Linked DNA regions of Homo sapiens: region 1 is linked to region 2. The links are chromatin contacts, found by Hi-C or POLR2A ChIA-PET in ENCODE. All regions are on one chromosome and are shown on one strand. Each heading gives the region's core, a stretch centred on a gene start or an enhancer-like site at or near the end of the contact. The rest is flanking DNA. Distances are from core to core; before and after follow the strand shown. Region 1 holds the start of TTN-AS1 (TTN antisense RNA 1). Region 2 overlaps OSBPL6 (oxysterol binding protein like 6).

Region 1 (3,026 bases), core at 122-2,621, 230 kb before region 2:
AGAGCATAGTGAACGGAAAAGGACAACTTCAGGGAAAATGATCAGTTGTGAATCTGAGTCCATATTGGCTACTGCAGCTCCAAATTGAGACAGAACAAATAAAGGACCTCAGAACTAAAGAACTATTTTATTCCCAAGTCTAGATCAGTTGTTTTAAAAGCATGGTAGAATGACAGTATATGGAAGACTGACACTATTTTAAATAGTGTCATTCTACTATGCTTTTTAAACAACTGATCTAGACTTGGTAATAAAATAATGCCAAAAATATCTGTATTTGTCCACTTCAATTTGTTAATCATAATTATAAGCCTATGATGTTATTTGCCTAAATTCACCTCCTTAATGTAGGTACAGGTGACCAAAGCTGAAGCAAATGTACTGTCAGTTTTCATTCTCCAGAGAAAAATCCTGGGTCTTCATTAATTTATTCAGCAAGTTTTCCGTCTTAAGTCAGATTCCCTAAAAGCAGAGCCTGAGACGGGGATTCTTGTCTCAGAAATTCTTTGAGGGATTATTACTCTCAGGGAAAAAGGGAATGGGGCAGCCAGCAGATAGGGCAGAGGAAGCAAGCTGAGCACGAATGTGGTCTCAGCAGAAGCCTCAGCCAGATCTCACAGGGAGCTTCAATCGTACCACAGAGTTGGTTCCATCTAGGAGCAAGGGGGCTGACATTTTGTACCCCCTTACCAACCAGTCAATGGCTACAGGCTATAAGCTGAGGGGCTGAGGAGGGATGGAAGAGGGAAATAAACCTTCCCAAGTGAAGAGGGGTGCCTGTTGGCCAGGACAATTCTCCGTGGACTAACGCAGCCAAACAGTGAACAATCGAGAAATCGATGGAAGAATACACATTTCCTGGGCATCTAAGTGATGCCAACAGAACCCACTACATCATCTTACAATGTTAAATGCCTATTCTTACCTTAAAATGAGAGGCAGGACTGGCTAGGTGATGCCTAAGGATGATTCCCAGCCTTGACATGCTGGTATTCTCACATATCCTATCCGTGGCTGATATAGTCTGTGCGGATGAAAATTCCAAAACCGAAGACAGGATTTCGCACTTGCTAAAGTTGGAGCTCCCAGGCGCTGAGATCCAATTTGGGCCTGGGAGAGTGGGGAGGGAGAGCAATCTGCCCAGTGAAGGAGAGCTGCGCTAAAGGCAAGGTTTTACTTCTTTTTATCCCTTAGCGAAAAGCCCACTGCCTCTGAAAGTAGCACGGTGTGGCCACACGGACACATGGGGGAAGTCAGTCAGAGGCGCTCCAACAGAACGGCCAGAAGCCCCTTTCCTGGCTTACCAGGCAGCCTCCTTCCCCTAACTCCTCCAGAAACAGCGCTCCTCTGAAGACGCGGGGGGAGGGTCTTCCGGCCCCACACCCCACCTTCCGCAACGCCAGGAGTGGTTCCTCAGCATTATGGCGTCATTTCCGAGTCAGACCCGCTCTTCTCTCCCCATGTCAACAGAGGGCGACAGGGAGCACCAAGCCGAGGCGTGCTTTTTGGTTCCAATCTACGCCCTCCACAAAACCCATGAGCAAGCTTCACTGTCATCCTGCCCCTTTTTTTTATTCACGTCTATTTTATAAACCCCACACCCTGGCTACATGATCAGCCGAATCATGTTGCAATTACATGTCTGCATTCAAAACCCTGAGGGCCCCGCTCAAATCTAGGAACTGCTGTTTACTAACTTACTTCACCTGGGGCAGGTTACCCAACTTCTCCATTCTTTGACATTCTCGTCCATAAAATGAGAATAACAGCAGCAACCTCACAGTATTATTGTGACGATTAGACAAGTTACTACTTGTAAAACTCAGAACAGCGCTTAGCAGAGCACCCAATAAATACCAGCAATCATTATTCTGTTAGGGACCACAGTACAGAATATTGAAGCTAGGGACTAGAGAAGCAGCACTTTAGAGGGGACCTAGCCTAGGTCTCACTGGTACTCATTAGATGTACGGCAGGCCACCTTTATTCTTGGGCAACCTGTCCCAAGATCCCCCAGTGGAATCCTGAAACTGTGGATAGTACTGAATCCTACAAATACTATGATTTTTCCTTTTTTTTTTTTTTTTTTTTTTTTGAGACGGAGTCTCACTCGTCACCCAGGCTGGAGTGCAGTGGCGCAATCTCGGCTCACTGCAAGCTCCGCCTCCCGGGTTCACGCCATTCTCTGGCCTCAGCCTCCCAAGTAGCTGGGACTACAGGCGCCTGCCACCACGCCAGGCTAATTTTTTGTTTTTAGTAGAGACAGAGTTTCACCTTGTTAGCCAGGATGGTCTGGATCTCCTGACCTCGTGATCTGCCCACCTCGGCCTCCCAAAGTGTTGGGATTACAGGCGTGAGCCACCACGCCTGGCCATGATTTTTCTTATACGTACATGCTGATACGGTTTGGCTGTGTCCTCACTCAAATCTCATCTTGAATTGTAGCTCGCATAATTTCCACCTTGTGAGAGGGACCTGGTAGGAGATAATTGAATCATGGGAGCCGTTTCCCCCATACTGTTATCATGGTAGTGAATAAGTCTTACAAGATCTGACGGTTTTATAAGGGGAAACCCCTTTTGTTTGGTTCTCATTTCTCTCTTCCCTGACACCACGTAAGATGTGACTTGCTCCTCCTTGCCTTCGCCATGATTGTGAGGCCTTCCCAGCCACGTGGAACTGTGAGTCAATTAAACCTCTTTTCTTTATAAATGACACAGTCTCAGGTATGTCTTTATCAGCAGCGTGAAAATGGACTAATACGCATACCTATGAAAAAGTTTAATTTATAAATTAGGCAAATTAGGCACAGTAAGAGATTAACAACAATAATAGAATATAACAATGTACTATAATAAAAGTTTTATGAATGTGATCTCTCTGTCTCTATATATCTTATTGTACTGTACTATGGGTAACAGAAACAGCAGAAAGTGAAACCACAGATCAGAGGGGACTAGTGTATTCATTTTCTAGCACTGCTGGAACAAAGTACCATAAATCGAGTGGCAGACACAACAGAAATG
Region 2 (3,213 bases), core at 10-2,509:
GAAGAGTTGTGTTTAGTGGTTACAGAATTTCACTTTGAAAGATGGAAAGGTTCTGGAAATGCATGGTGGTGATGGATACCAAACAATGTGAATGCACTTAATGATACAGAAGTGGACACTTCAAAGCAGTTAAAATGATAAATTTTATGCTACATATTTTACTACAATAAAAAGTTCCTGAATCACCAGCTATTATGACTTCTACAATATGCAGACATTAATTTTATACTATTTTGTGGTCAAGTTTCATCTTCTTTATGAAATCTTTCCAACCTATTAGACAGAATTGTCACGCCAATCTGCATTTCTTCTATACATACACATACATATATTTCTGAACATATACTGCACTGTATTTATTTGACTTGATTCTGTAAGATCCATGAAGGTGAGGAGTATGTCACTTTTCTCATCATAGTCAAATGTCATGAGCCACAAAAGCCATTCAGGTTGTTTACTGAGCTTATCACTTTAATTAGGACTTAAATCTTCCATCATTATATCCATTAAATAACATTGATTGTGCTTGCAGACTGTAGATATCCACCCTAATATTAGTTCTTTTTCTTTTCTAATTTTTTTGAGATGGTGGTCTCACTATGTTGCCCAAGCTGCTCTTGAACTCCTGGACTCAAGCAATCCTCTCACTTCAGCCTCCCAAAGTGTTGGGATTAGAGGCGTGAGCCACTGTACCCAGCCTAGTTCTTTAATTTTACTATATTTGCCTAAAGATAACCCAAAATAATCCACATGCTTTGTAGACTGGAGTTTCCTATCTGTTCAATAGTGAGCTGGAGAGAAAGACTGTACAAGGTTCAACATTCCCAAGATAAAATCTCTCAGTTGTCCTAAAAAAAAAGGCCTGCCAGACTGCTAACAGTACTATAGGGGCCTGAGGGACATTAGGAATAGGAAATAGATGCAGTAGCATTAATTCTTTCAAAACACCACTGATGGGTTAGCCTGGCCACACAGAATTATGGCACCTGGCACCTGATTTACTAGATACCATCTACTAATTACAACATCTCATGGTCAGGAATCTTAAGCAGAATTTTGAAAACCTGTCATCCTCCAGAATAGCAGTGTTTATGCAAGCCATTACCCACATATCAGGATGTCCAAAATTCTACTCGTGTTGGGCATTCGAGCATGAGTGTTGGTTTCAATTATTGCTCATTCATTGTTACATGAGAGAAGGAACAGCTGACATAACCGAGAATCCACTGCCAGGTCCCAGGTTCTGCAGCCTTGTGAACTCATTTAATTGGAGTGTGGTAACCTTGGCACGTATCTAGTGGTGAGCTGGAGCTGGCTTGCACTAGCTCAGGAGCTATGTGCATCTCTCCCCAGTTTAGGGCTTCAAAGACATTCCCCTGGGACCTTGAAATAGACTATGGTGGGAGTATCTATGCCATGTGAATGCTTCAAATCTGGGCTTTTTGTTTTGTTTTGTTTTGTTTTTAAGAGCTGATTGTTAAACATTTGCCAGTACACCAGTGTGTGTGGTGGTTTTCATTGTAGTGGTTTCTCTTGTAGTGGTTTTCATTTTTATTTTTACTCTAAAATATCCCATGGATTGCCTGGGTTTGAAGCCAGTCCCAACACCGCCATTTCCTAGCTATGAAACCTCAGGCAATTTACTGAAGTCTCTCTTTGCTTCAGTTTCCTCATCTATAAAACAGGGATAGTAATAACTCTTCTTCACAAACCCCAAGCTTGGGAAATGGCAGTGCTAATCATCTACTACATAGGTTCTCAAGGGTACCATTGGGATCAACGTGTCACTTGGGAACTTCCTGGAAATGCAAATTCTTGAGTTCATCTATGCTTGTGAATCAAAACCTCTGAGGGTGGTGCCCAGCAATCTGTGCTTTAATAAGCCTGCCAGCAGGCAGCAGGTATGCCGAGTTGCCAATTGGGCCCCATTCTTCACTGGCCTAACACCAACAAAACTAGGGAATAGTAACACAGTATCAGACACAGAATCACCGCCAACTCACAGACCTAAAGCCCCAAAAATAAAGGAATTGCTAAGATTTTTCCTCTGAAATTAAGAAAGTTTTGGAACAAGAATTTTAGAGATAATTAAAGCATGTAGCATTTAACCTGTATATATTCCTAAATGGTTTTTATACTGCAAATTAGTTTTAACAACTTTAGATAGCTTACAAAAAATGACTTTCTTATAAACACAGTACCTCCATTAATTTTTTATTATAATTAATCTTTAAATAATTTTATTTTTATTATAATTGTGTTTTATTACAATTTTTATTATATAAACACAACACCTTCCAATAAGGAAAACAAATCAAAAAGCTCTATCATGAGCCCACAGGACTTCCATTGTCCACTAATCCTTGCAATTGCAAAGTGTATCAGATTCCAGATTCAGTAACCCAAGGAGATAACCCAGTCACTGTCTTTGACTAGATGGGGGATGGAGGGTAGGTGGTGCTCTGCAAAGCTTTCATGCAAAGGGTCAGACAGAAAATATTTCAGGCGTTGTGAACCATACAATCTCTGCTGTGGCTACTCAAACTGCCGTTGTAGTGGAGAAGTAGCCTTAGACAATATTCAAGTGAATAAACATGATTATGTTCCAATAAAACTTTATTTATAATAACAGGCTGCATATTTGGCTTGTGGGCTATAGTGCTGAACCTTGGAGTAACCGCTAGACTATGAAATAACAAGATGCATTCTTAGAACCAGGTGTTGGCAAGTACTTTCAAAGACTGTAGATTACTAAACAGCATCCCATGGCAGGCAGGTCTGTTAATCTGCACTACAGTTGGTAAATCATTTACACAGGACATTCTGAATTTAATTGCTTCTCACCAACTCCAGATTTCCCTATCTCCCCTAACACGTGAAAGAAGATACTTTATGCTTGCAAATGTACAAATTGAAAAATATTAATAAGATAAAAGAGGAACTTGTTTTCATCAAAGTTTTATTTATAATGTTAGTTTCATTAAAAACCCCATGAGAAAAAGAATTGCTAAGATCCACCTGAAGGATAAAACCCTAAGTAGTCCAAGAGTATTTTAGGAAAATGTATGAACTAAAAAGAAAAAAAGACCTCGAAAATTGCTAAGAGAGTAGATTTTACATGTTCTCACCACAAAAAAAAAAAAAAAAGCTAATGGTGAGGTAATGCACATGTTAATTAGCTCAATTCAGCCGTGCCCTCAAGTCTATATATTT

What was found. A loop is a pair of places that touch in the nucleus more often than their neighbours do. ChIA-PET counts read pairs that join two places held with the same protein, here RNA polymerase II (POLR2A). Pooled maps may share reads with other maps.
Region 1: a loop to region 2 is called in a map of PC-9, with 2.4 times the contacts of the local background. The contact joins the promoter of TTN-AS1 here to the enhancer-like site in region 2. A Hi-C loop is called at or near these places in 1 of 168 maps with a recorded cell type or tissue (PC-9), 4 of 37 single-sample maps with no recorded cell type and 12 of 50 pooled maps. POLR2A ChIA-PET finds 5 or more read pairs at or near these places in 2 of 52 experiments (H1 and PC-9).

What each region holds. Positions count from the first base shown.
Region 1 is chr2:178,521,536-178,524,561 of GRCh38, reverse strand. It overlaps TTN-AS1 (TTN antisense RNA 1), which reads right to left and starts at 1,371. Exons shown (of 7, transcript NR_038271.1): 1 at 926-1,371. RefSeq lists enhancers at 1,344-1,493, 1,170-1,682.
Region 2 is chr2:178,294,802-178,298,014 of GRCh38, reverse strand. The region is part of intron 2 of OSBPL6 (oxysterol binding protein like 6); the gene reads right to left. Among named protein-coding and RNA genes, the nearest start is that of OSBPL6, 100 kb to the right of the region's middle. Within about 2 kb of position 1,259, at least 3 of the 41 ENCODE cell types and tissues checked have a DNase peak (open chromatin) inside an H3K27ac peak, as active enhancers do.